Regions from separate parts of the Homo sapiens genome. Here all the other regions are linked to region 1. Evidence: chromatin contacts called from ENCODE Hi-C or POLR2A ChIA-PET data. All regions are on one chromosome and are shown on one strand. Each heading gives the region's core, a stretch centred on a gene start or an enhancer-like site at or near the end of the contact. The rest is flanking DNA. Distances are from core to core; before and after follow the strand shown.

Evidence for each region. Hi-C counts contacts between places; a loop is a spot of excess contacts on that map. ChIA-PET counts read pairs that join two places held with the same protein, here RNA polymerase II (POLR2A). Pooled maps may share reads with other maps.
Region 2: a loop to region 1 is called in a map of PC-9, with 33 times the contacts of the local background. The contact joins the promoter of HMGB3 here to the promoter of VMA21 in region 1. A Hi-C loop is called at or near these places in 8 of 168 maps with a recorded cell type or tissue (B cell, CD4-positive, alpha-beta T cell, CD8-positive, alpha-beta T cell and 5 more), 20 of 37 single-sample maps with no recorded cell type and 24 of 50 pooled maps. POLR2A ChIA-PET finds 5 or more read pairs at or near these places in 2 of 52 experiments (OCI-LY7 and WTC11).
Region 3: a loop to region 1 is called in a pooled map of heart left ventricle, with 2.3 times the contacts of the local background. The contact joins the promoter of FATE1 here to the promoter of VMA21 in region 1. A Hi-C loop is called at or near these places in 4 of 50 pooled maps.
Region 4: a map of B cell shows a loop between it and region 1 (33-fold over the local background). The contact joins the promoter of CD99L2 here to the promoter of VMA21 in region 1. A Hi-C loop is called at or near these places in 11 of 168 maps with a recorded cell type or tissue (B cell, CD4-positive, alpha-beta T cell, CD4-positive, alpha-beta memory T cell and 7 more), 18 of 37 single-sample maps with no recorded cell type and 24 of 50 pooled maps. POLR2A ChIA-PET finds 5 or more read pairs at or near these places in 4 of 52 experiments (AG04450, CD4-positive, alpha-beta memory T cell, HEK293 and 1 more).

Annotation. Positions count from the first base shown.
Region 1 is chrX:151,395,908-151,398,607 of GRCh38, forward strand. VMA21 (vacuolar ATPase assembly factor VMA21) reads left to right here and starts at 1,299. Exons shown (of 3, transcript NM_001017980.4): 1 at 1,299-1,454. The coding sequence starts at 1,402. RefSeq lists a silencer at 1,140-1,299 and enhancers at 1,580-1,729, 1,790-1,849.
Region 2 is chrX:150,981,874-150,984,613 of GRCh38, forward strand. It overlaps HMGB3 (high mobility group box 3), which reads left to right and starts at 1,462. Exons shown (of 5, transcript NM_005342.4): 1 at 1,462-1,503. RefSeq lists an enhancer at 476-1,171 and a silencer at 1,293-1,492.
Region 3 is chrX:151,714,584-151,717,351 of GRCh38, forward strand. It overlaps FATE1 (fetal and adult testis expressed 1), which reads left to right and starts at 1,452. Exons shown (of 5, transcript NM_033085.3): 1 at 1,452-1,642; 2 at 2,689-2,768. The coding sequence starts at 1,537.
Region 4 is chrX:150,897,230-150,899,929 of GRCh38, forward strand. CD99L2 (CD99 molecule like 2) reads right to left here and starts at 1,439. Exons shown (of 11, transcript NM_031462.4): 1 at 1,293-1,439. The coding sequence starts at 1,359. RefSeq lists a silencer at 1,114-1,723.

The DNA.
Region 1 (2,700 bases), core at 49-2,548:
CCATGTATTAGGTCGGCTGGCTCAGTTTGCCTACCCCAGAGCTAGATTCTCTTTGTACCCCAAGTTCTTACATTAGGTGGTTCTTACTCACCTAAAGGTCTAGATGAGGCCCAGATAGAGATTACTATTATTTTTATTAAATATTTTACAGTTTGTTTTTTAGAGACGGAGTCTTGCTATGCTGCCCAAGCTGCTCTGGAACTACTGGCCTCACGCAATCCTCCTGCCTCAGCTTCCCAAAGTGTTGAGATTACAGGCGTGAGCCAGCACAGTCAGCCCTAGAGGGGGATTATTCAGTTTGAACTAAAACCTGGACTTCCTGCTGCCCAGTCCATTGCCCTTTCCACCACTCTAAGCTGCTGGTTTAGTCATGATTTCAGATGTGGTCTTTGTATCCATGTGGTGCAGAAAATAGCTGTGTGGTCAGCGGCCCTTTCCAGGCGCTGACCATGTTAAGGGCTGTCCTCTTATTAGCAGCCAGTGGCAACTTAATTTTGTCAAGCCTGACTCCAGACTTACCCACCCTTTCGTTTTTACCTCTCTCGGGTTGCGCAGGCCCGGGAGGCCCATCTGTTCTTACTATTTGAGTCCCTGTTGTCTCATTGGCGGCTTTCTGAGCAGCTGCAAAATATGTTTTTAACTTTTAAGTGGAAGTTGGGGGTCACTGGCATCGAGTCTGGAACAGTCATTCTCAGCAAGAGCTCTTTGAACTCTGACATTCTCTAGTTTTACGGACTCGGGTGAGTGTTTTAACTCCTCCCAGCTGCCAAGGGCTTGACTTCCTACCACTGCGGGCAGTAATTAATGAGGCATTTATTTGCTCAAGTAGTGGCGAAATAATGCGCACTGCTTTTTTGTGTTGTCGTCGGCGGAATACGCTCAGTTGCCTAGCACCACAGCCCTCTGGCTGGTAGTCCCTCTTCGCGGCTCATATGCTCGGGTCTCCTTGCGGCCCCCAGCTCAGCGACCGAGACGCAGACGAGGACCAGTGTTCACGCGAGTTCAGGGGGCGGCGTAGCCGCCGCCCGCCCAGGAGGACCATGTTGCGCGGCAAGTCCCGGCTCAACGTGGAGTGGCTGGGCTACTCGCCAGGCCTGCTCCTCGAGCACAGGCCCCTCCTGGCAGGGCGCACGCCGCGGAGCCACCGCCGGTAAGTCATGTGAGCGCCCGCCCCCGCGCCGGCAACAGCCCTGCGTCGCTGCGGCGCGCCGCGCCGCGCCGCGCCTGCGTACTGTGGCCCGCCGCCCGGCGCGAACGGGCACTTCCGGCGCGAACGGGCACTTCCGGCGCGAACCGCTACTTCCGGTGCGAACCGCCTCGGCCGTTCCCTCGCGGAGCTTACTGAGCGCGGCCGCCGAGCCCAGCTCCGCCGCCGAGCGCCTGTGCCGGCACGGCTACACCATGGAGCGCCCGGATAAGGCGGCGCTGAACGCACTGCAGCCTCCTGAGTTCAGGTAGCCCTGAGCGGGGCCTGGACCGCGAGGCGGACTGGCCCCAGCCTGGAGCAGGGCTTGAGGGAAGGCCCTAGCTGAATGGGTGGGCGTGAGGTCTGGACCCCGGGGACCTGGCCTCAGGGAAGGGGGCGGGGAAAGCAGGTTGGAGCCTGAGACGTCTAAACTCCCGGCCCCGAACTTTCGCTCGGGAACAAGGGATCCGGGGTCATGGGGAATAGGTCAGTGGGCCTTCAGCTCATGCTCCTATCCTAGCACTTTCTCTCGCTGTGTCTATATTGCAGTCTCTTTCATTACCGCAGGGTCAGCCTTCTGAGGACAGGAATGCAGTCTCCTTCATCTCCGTGTTCCCTAGGGGGCCTGCATAGTCGGGGCTTAATAAATGTTTGCTGTATGAATGAAGGAGTAGAAGGGAATAGTCCCCTGGTGTGAGATTGCTTCACTTGGGGAATCAGTAAGATAGAGGCTGGTGACTGAGTTGAAGGAATGTATGAGAGAGCAGGTGGTTCTGGCCCACCCCAGTAGGCAAGGGAGTGGTGAGGGAGTTAGCTATCATTCGTTAAGACCTACTGTATGCCAGGCTCAGTGCACGTGCTTTACATACATTGTCAGAATTCTTAATTTCTCTAACTGCTTGATTTCCCAATTTTGAAGAGGATGCAGTTGAGGGTAAGTGACTTGAAACTGAGGGTGAGTGATTACAGAATTAGGCGACAAAGTTAGTATGTAATTGAAGCTAACGTTTGACCAAGCTCACTGACTCCAAAGCCCACGATCTTTGGAGCTCTGTGATGCCTTCTCTTTCCGACAGGGTCATTGTGAGTTTTTTTTTTTTTTTTTTAACTTTTATTTTAGGTTCATGAGTACATGCGCAGGTTTGTTATATAGGTAAACTGCATGTCACGGGGGCTTGGCGTACAGGTAATTTTGTCACCCAGGTAATAAGCATAGTACCCGATAGGCGTTTTTTCTGATTCTCTCCCTCCTCCCAGCCTCCACCCTCAAGTAGACCGCACTGTCTGTTGTTCCTCTCCTAGTGTCCATCTGTTCTTGTTGTTTAGTTCCCACTTATGAGAACGTGCAGTATTTGGTTTTCTTTTCCTGTCTTAATTTGCTTAGAATAATGGCTTCCAGCTCCAGTCATGTTGCTGCAAAGGACATGATCTCATTCTTTTTTATGGCTGCATAGTGTTCCATGGTGTATATGTACCGCATTTTCTTTATCCAGCCTCAATGTGGGTTTTTTTTT
Region 2 (2,740 bases), core at 212-2,711, 410 kb before region 1:
TGAAGAAGCAGGTGCCCTGTGAAGCCAGATCCTTTGCACACCTCAAACTCAGCCACGGTTTCTGGAAGCAGCATTTGGAAAATTCATGTTCTGGTGGGGCTTATTTCTGAATATAGGACTCATAAATAGCTGGATCTCTTGGCCTTTCAAAGAAAAGAAAAACCAAACTCATGACATCTCTTCCTTTGCATTATTTTCTCCAACTGTCAATCTTTAAACTGCTCTTTTTCTCACCCTTTCATTCTTTCCAGGCAAGGGCCCTCAGATACTTTCTTTCCAAATAGGGCTGATACTTGCATTTGAAGTGGAGTATTTCTTCCTTGCGTGGGACTGTCCTATGCAATGTAGGATATTTAGTATCCCCGGCCGTTCCTTCCTCTTATTGAATTCCAGCAACACCTGCCAGTCATCCAGGCACCGGCCCCACGAATTTCAGAACATCCCTTACAGAAGTGACACTGCGGCTCCTATACTTTGAAAAACATTGCCTGAATCCCCAAAGAAGTGACTAGCTCAAGGCCATACCACCAGCCAATGGCAAAGTGGAGATCAAGTCAAATCCCATTCATTCATTCATTCACTCATTCATTCCCGAAGCTTTAATTCTTTGCTCTAGGGTGTGTCAGGAGAGCAGAGGGAATGAGGGCCTTGAACCGAGACAGTGAAGAGGGTAAGAAGAAAAGTGTTATTCTTTGCCCACAAAACTACAATTTCTCACAAATTCTCTGCTCTTGCCAAATTTTGTTTTCCTCTTTTAGCCCGTCGGTTCCGCAATTTCGGGCGCAAATAAAGACCTTCTGGCATTTAGTGGAAAGAGCCTAGTTGAGCACGATCCGCAGAAGCGGAATCAGGTGGCTTTCGGATAGGCAGCGAGATCCGAGGACTAAATCCCGAGGTCTTGGCGAGCAAGCAGCTGCCCTCCGCCAGGCATCGAGGAGCGAGCTGCCGCCGCGTTTCTGTCGCGGCGCCGCGGCCGAACCGGGTAGAGGTGGTCTACCATCGGCCCTTCGTGGTGGGCCCAGGGGTGTTTCCCCGGGCAGGGGAGCTGACTGCAGGCCAGGGGCGCCAAGGCCGCGGTGCGGTGGGAGCAGAGGGCAGCGCAGCGGGGCTGGACTTCATCTTCCCACGCCAGAGGCCGAGGCCTCCGGGAATCGCAGGGCCACCTCTTCAAAGCCCTTGGCGATCCCAGTTCTGTTCCCCGAGGGGGCTGGCGAGGTGGGCGGGGCGGGCAGGCGAGACTAGGTCTTTCCCTGTTTGGCCTCCGTAGCCGGCGCCGGCGGGTCGTTCTGTTTGAATGAATGATCCCAGCAGCCGCGCCCAATGGGCGTCCACGCCTGCTTAATATGCATGAGGCCCGCAGCCAATGGCCAGGCGAGGAGGCTGTTTTAAACGGCAGAGCCCGCTGGCCAATCAGGCGGCTCTCGTGGAGGCAGCTAGCGCGAGGCTGGGGAGCGCTGAGCCGCGCGTCGTGCCCTGCGCTGCCCAGACTAGCGAACAATACAGGTACGTCTCGCACCGCCCGCTCCCGCCGCCGCCGCCGCCGCCGCCGCCGCCGCCGCCGCCGCCGCCGCCGCCGCCGCAGCGCCCGCACAACTTTCCGGCCCGCGCCGCCGTGAGCGCGCCCTGCCGCCGCCTCCCCCTGCCTCTACTCCCCATTCCCTTCCCGCCCCCTCCGCCTTCCCTCCTGCTAGGCGGCCGGGAAGGAAGAAGCAATTCAGGTGTTTCAACTTTTCCAACGCGTTCCCCGAGCTCCCCGCTTTCGGGGGTCGGCCCCCTCGGCGGACGCCCGCCCGTGGCGGCCCCAGGGGCCGCAGCCGGGAACCCAGGGCCCCCGAGGCCAGATGTTTGGGCAGCTGCGGCTGCGGCGGCTGGGCGAGCAGAGGGGCGGCTGCGGGCTGTGGGCGCTGGGCGGCGGCAGCGGGAAGGGGGCCGGGAGTTCCCCGGCCCGCGACGGACTCCGCTGGGGAACGGGCGGCCGGTGCCCGCCGGGGGCTGCGCGGCTGGTGCCCGCCGGGGGCCGCCGCACGGGCAAACTTCGCTCCCGGGCTTGGCCCGGCGCCGCGCGGGCCCGCAGGCTACGCCGCTGGCTCTGCGTTAACATGGCCGTCGCGGAGCGCCCGGTGGCCCGGGGGGGCGCGGGCCGGCCGCCCCCCTCTCGCCTCCCGCCCGCCCGGCGCCGCCGCCGCCGCTAACATGGCTGGCGCGGCGCTGGCCTCCGGCGAGGGCAGGGGAGGCGGGCGGAGCGGTCGGCGGGGCGCCCGGCGGGCTCCGGCCTCGGCCCCGGCGCCCGCGGCCCGGGGCGGGCGGCTCGGAGGGCCGGGGGCGCCGCTGCGGGCCCTGGAGCGGCCGAGCGTCATGGCTGCACGGGCGCCTTTGTTATCCCGAGGAGTGCGCCCCGCGCCGGGGGGCGGGGAGGTCCGGCCCGGGCCCCCGAGCCCCCGGGCGGCCCGGGCGGGGCGGGGCGGGGCGGGGTGGGGGCCGACGGGCGGGCGGCGGCGGCGGGGCCCGGGCCGCTTTGTTCGCCGCTGTCGCCGCCGCCCGCGCCGGCCGCGCGCGGATCAGCCATTTTAGCGAGTGGGACTCCGAGGCGCGGCGGACGCCGCCACCAGTGCCGCGGCTGCCGCCGGCCCGGCCGCACACCCCCCGCGCACCGCCACCGCCGCCGCCCCCGGCCCCGCGCGTCCCCCGGGGATGACAGCGGCGGATTTCAGGGGCACTTTCTTTCATCAGGAGGCTTTTG
Region 3 (2,768 bases), core at 202-2,701, 320 kb after region 1:
TGGGAAGGGCTTCTTTGGGGCCCCCAGGAATGCAGGCAGGGCCTATATCAGCTCTGGTTCCCAAGCTGGACAGGTGAGGTGGGGGCAGGGGGCAGGCAGCCTCAGACCATGCCGCCCTATCTCAGCTACTCCTGGCCCCTTCGTTTCCACTTTCTCTCCCTTCCTTCCTTCCTTCCTTCCTTCCTTCCTTCCTTCCTTCCTTCCTTCCTCCCTTCCTTCTTCTTTTCCTCCTTCCTTCCTCCTCTTCCTCCCACCTGGCCCAGGGGCTCTGGGGGAAGAAGAGGCTATTTGTAAAAGGAACCTTATATAAACCTGTCCTGATTCCTTTTACAAATAGCCTCCTATTCCCCCAGGGGCTCTGGGGTTGTTTCCTAGAATGAAGGGTTCACCACAGGTAGTTGTAGCAATCAGGGTTTTCCAGAGAAACAGAACTGATAGGATGTATATATGTATGTATGTATGTATGTATGTATGTATGTATGTATGCATGTATGTATGTATATATCTGCATATGCACAAGTATATAGAAATTTATTTTAAGAAATTGGCTTATGCGATTGTGGGGCTGACAAGTCTGAAATGTGCAAGGCAGCCCTGCAGGCTGGCAACTCAAGGAAGAGTTGACATTGCAGTCCTGGGGTAGAATTACCTCTACTTTGGGAAACCTCAGTCTTTGCTCTTCAGGCCTCTCAGCTGATTGTGTGAGGCCCACTCACATCATCGAGGATGGGTCTCTACTTTATTTCAAGTCCACTGGTTGTAGATGCCAACCACAGCTACAAAATGCCTCCACAGCAACACCTAGACTAGGGTTTGATGGAGTCACTGGGGACTAGAACCTGGCCAGGTGACACATAAACCTGACCATCACAGTGGTCTAATCAGTAGGGAAGCTGAGGGAGAACTGGGACTTAGAAGGTGCAGGGCCTGAGGCCCCTGGGGGTTCTAGTGGCTGCAGTCAGGTCCCACCTCTCTTGCCCTTCTCTCCCTTTGTTATGGCTCCTGCCTAGGCTGACCTACTTCAGGAAAAGGCTACCTCCCGTGTCTGGGGACTCTGGATGGGGGAGGTAGGATACGCTCTCCAGAGAATCCCTTCTGAAGGTGTGGTATGGCCTGGATTGCTAGCACCTAACTCTGTTGTGGCCACTGTTGGCTCTCGGACCCTGTGCCAATCCCTGTTTCTTCATAGAAATGATGGAGGGTGGACCCCACCCTTCTCCCCATGGGCTAAATATGGAGATTCATGAGCCAGAGCAGTTCTCACAGGCAAAGGCACGGAATTGTATCTCTTCTCCTAAGTTGCTTACAGAGTAGCAGAGGAGAAGGCCACTGACCTAGCCAGCAAGATACAATAGAAACAGAAAGTACTGTGTCCAAGGCCTCAGCCTAGAGAGGGAGTCTCACTCCACCCCCAGATCTGACTATATCTTCCTTGAGCTCCTGTTTCCGGAAGAGGTGATTTTCTGAGTGTGACTCCTCTGTTCCTGGCACCCTGTGCATCCTTAGCCATAGCTTACAAGAGAACAGCTGGTTGTGATGGCAGGAGGCCCTCCCAACACCAAGGCGGAGATGGAAATGTCCCTGGCAGAAGAACTGAATCATGGACGCCAAGGGGAAAACCAAGAGCACCTGGTGATAGCAGGTGAGGATCCCCTAAAATACCCCTAGGCTACAGCCAACTGTGTAGATACGTGTCTATACCTGTGCATGTGTGTGTTGGAAAAGGTGCATGTGTGCACGGAAGTGTTTGCACATCTGTGTGTTGGCCGGGCTTCGAGGATTTGTGGGTTGATGTAAGGGAGCTAGGGGAAAAGGGATAGATGATGTGAGCATTTTTCCCTGGGAGGGAGGAGGATGGGAACAACATGTGTAGTACCTCTGTCTCCCCCTTATCCAAGCCACCACAGTCTCTGTTGCAAAATACTCAGAGGGCTCAAATTATGAGACCAGAGATCAATTCTCTCTCCCAATCCTCCAATTCATTTTCCTGCCATTTGGAGGAAAATCCAAATTCCATGATCTATAAGATTGTATCAGCCTCCTCAAAACGTTTCATGCTATGATATAGACAGAAAATACCATTTCTATAGCACACAAAGGGATCCAGATCACATTGCATTTATGTTTGTTCTTACGATGCTCCAAGCCTGCTTCTTCCCCCAAAGACCTTGCATTTGCTGTTTCCTCTGCCTGGAATGCTCTTTCCCTCAATTTCCCAGGGCTGGGTCCTTTTTTTCCTTCAGGTCCCCACCTCAATTGCTGTCTCCTACTTTTCTAGGAGGAGCCCTTTCCTTCCACTATGTTACCCTGTTTTGATCATTTATGGAGCCTGCATCTCTCTGTCTGCATTTGCAAGGATAGATTGCTTTCTGTTTTACACCTGTCATTCCCCCTTATACACAAACAGATGGTCAGTTCCTTGATAGCTGGAATCTTGTTCTTGGTCATTGGTCTCTAGGTTACTGGAGAGTAACCTAGTCTCGAGCTCAGCCCTCAGGAAATTCCGGTTTAACTTTTGAACAGATGAACAAACTGAGACCTGGGATCAGCTGATGGACAGTGGTTAATGGGTGCTGAGTGATTCCCAAGAAAGCTGGAGACTCTGTCTTCTTTTTGGTGTGTTTTGTGCCCAAGAAACCCTGGTGCAACTTCTATGGGTGCTCCTGGAGCTTCTGTTCTTCTCTCTAGAAATGATGGAGCTTGGATCTCGGTCCCGGGGTGCCTCCCAGAAGAAGCAGAAGTTGGAACAAAAAGCTGCTGGCTCTGCT
Region 4 (2,700 bases), core at 189-2,688, 500 kb before region 1:
ATAGCACTGACAATATATATAGATTTCAATGTTGGGCTTGTTTTCTGCCCGGACCAGGATGTAAGCTCCATGAAGACAGTCTCAATTTTGTTCACTACCGCATCATCAGTTCCTAGAACAGAGCCTGGCACCTCTGCAGAATGTTAAATGGCTCTTCGTGAATCAACTCCAGGTGGGTTGCCCACATGAAAAACATTTCTGCATCTTTTGCAAAAGTGGCTTGGCTAGTACCATCCACTGTTTTCCAGTGTTCCTTTATGTGACATAAATCTTACTAGAACTCAGTACTAGGACAAAGTGTGTGTGTGTGTGTGTGTGTGTGTGTGTTTCCTGAGCTCACATATTTTCCACCAGCTGGGTTCGCTTCTATTGTCAGGAAGCTTGGAGCATAATTCACGTTCAATTACAGTGTTTCCCTTAATCCCTTTTTCTGATGGGGACATAGGATATAAATAAGTGTAAGAAGATTCTGTTGGTACATGTTTAAGACCCTATTTTTAACCACAGACTGCATTTATTCTACTAAGATGCTTCTCAAACTTGAATGTGCCAGAGAATCACCCGCGGATCTAGTTGAAATGCAGAATCAGACTCAGTAGGTCGGGGGCGGGGCGTGAGATGCTGCAGTTCTTACAAGCTCCCAGGTGATGCCTATGCGGCTGGGCCCTGGACCACATTTTGAGTAGCAGAGGGTCTAAGAAACGTGCTTCCTTGATTCAGCGGGATTTCTCTCTCCTGCTCCTTGGCAAAACATGACCAAAGTCTCAAAAACTGAAGCGGACGGCAGAAGCACCTAGAGAGCTGGTTAGACCTACGCCTCGCTGACCCCCCCCCCCCCCCCCCACAGCCCATGCCCGCTGTGATCCCGATGAAAGGGGCTAGGAATCCACCTAGGAAGTTCCCCAGGTGCTTCTGCTGTCGGTGGCCTCGCAGCAAATTTCGAAAATGACTGCTCTCTTCAAGGTTTTCTCAAAGGTAAACTCTTGGGGACAGCTGTTGTCACCAGTGGTACACCTGCTCGTTCAGGATTTTAGGGGGCCCATCCCGCTGTTTCCAGCCCAGCGTCAGGAGGGGACCCACCCCTCCTCTCCGGCTACTCCGACCGCGGCGGAGTCAACCCCCACGGGCCCGGGGCTCGGACCCCCGCCGCTCCGCCTCGCACAGCCGGGCCGGCCGGTGGCAGCCACCGCAGGCCCGAGAGGCGGGGACCGTGCCGCTCATGCGCAGAGCGACCCCTGGGCCCACAAGGCGGGGTCCCCGCGCGGTCCCCGCGCGCCCCCCGCCCGCCTTACCTCGCTGGACCAGGGTGGCCAAGGAGAAAGCGAGGCAGACAAGGAACGCCGAGCGCCAGGCCACCATGGCTGGGAGCAGGCGGAGGGCCCCGGAGGAGCACAGTTAGCGCGAGAGCGCCCGAAGGGGAGGCCGAGGAGGAGCGGGAGGAGGAGCCCCGCCGCCTCTGCAGGGTCCCGCCCAAAGCCCGCGCGCGCGCGCGGCGCGGCCCCGGGAAGATGGAGGTCGGGCGCGCTAGAGAGCCGGCGCCTGAGGGCGCCTGGGCTGGGGTTAGGCCGGGGGGCGGGGCGAGGCTGCAGTATCGGGGGCGGGGCCGCGTTCTGGAGGCGGGGCTCCGGGCGAGGGGCGTGGCCTGCGGGCACCCGGTGGGTGGGGAGGCCTGGGTTGGGTTGGGCTGGGTCCAGCGGCAGCGCGCGGTCCGCAGACCCTGTCCCACCTCGGTCCTCGAGACCGAAGTCTCGGAGGTGGCCCCGCGGACCTGGAGCAGTGAGTCACCAGTGCCGGGGAGCGGGAGGCGGCAGCGCCGGTGGGCGCCGATTTCCTCCCGGGTGACCTTGAGAAGGGCTCTTCCCCTTCTGGCCTTGGTGTTCTCCCGGTGAAGGGTTGTTCCCTTGGGGCCCCTCCAGACACCGTCCAGCACGGAGCCCCGCACTCTGTCCCCACCCGCTGTTCCCTGCAGGAGTGAAACCCTGGCCGGAGACTGAAGAAAAGGACCGTTTTCGTGACTGGCTGCGGTCAACAAGCAGTGACACGTCTCGAGAAAACGAGGCCGGGGGCGCCCGGGTGGGCGACAGGGGAGGATGGGGGCGTCCCGGAGCCGAAGCGCCGCGGGCTCGGGAGACTGGGGGTAGGGACTGGGTCAGCTCTCCCGAGGCTTTGATGAATGCGCTGAAAGTGCAAGTTCATATCTGCAGAGTCGATCTCAAAAACGTGCTTAATGACCGACAAACGCGCTGCAGTCCTTTCCCATGAACCCCCGCAAACGGAGTCCGTCTCCCAGACCCGAAGAAATCAGATTCCGATACGATACTGTGCCGACCAGCAAAATGCCCGCTGCAGCAGTTGATGGGAACGCTCCCTAGAAGAGCCCCAGCTGCAACCGGCTCTCGAAGACAAAGAGGAAGCGCTACTGCTCTCCGGAGTGGTAGCGTGAGCCTGTCCCTGCCATTATGCGGCACCGGCTGCCCAGGGCCACATCCTCCTTAGAGGGCGGCTACTACCACCTCCCCTCAATATCCATTCGGCAGCTTTCCTGTGCCCCCAACCCAGCCCTCGCTGCCATAGGCACCCCCCTCAGTGGCTCCCACCAACCCCTAAGGAACAGTGGGGTGTGGGGTCTCCCTGAGATGGAGCCGAAATCTCCCGTGTGGCTTACATCCATTGCCCTGAATCTTAGGGCTGCAGAAACAA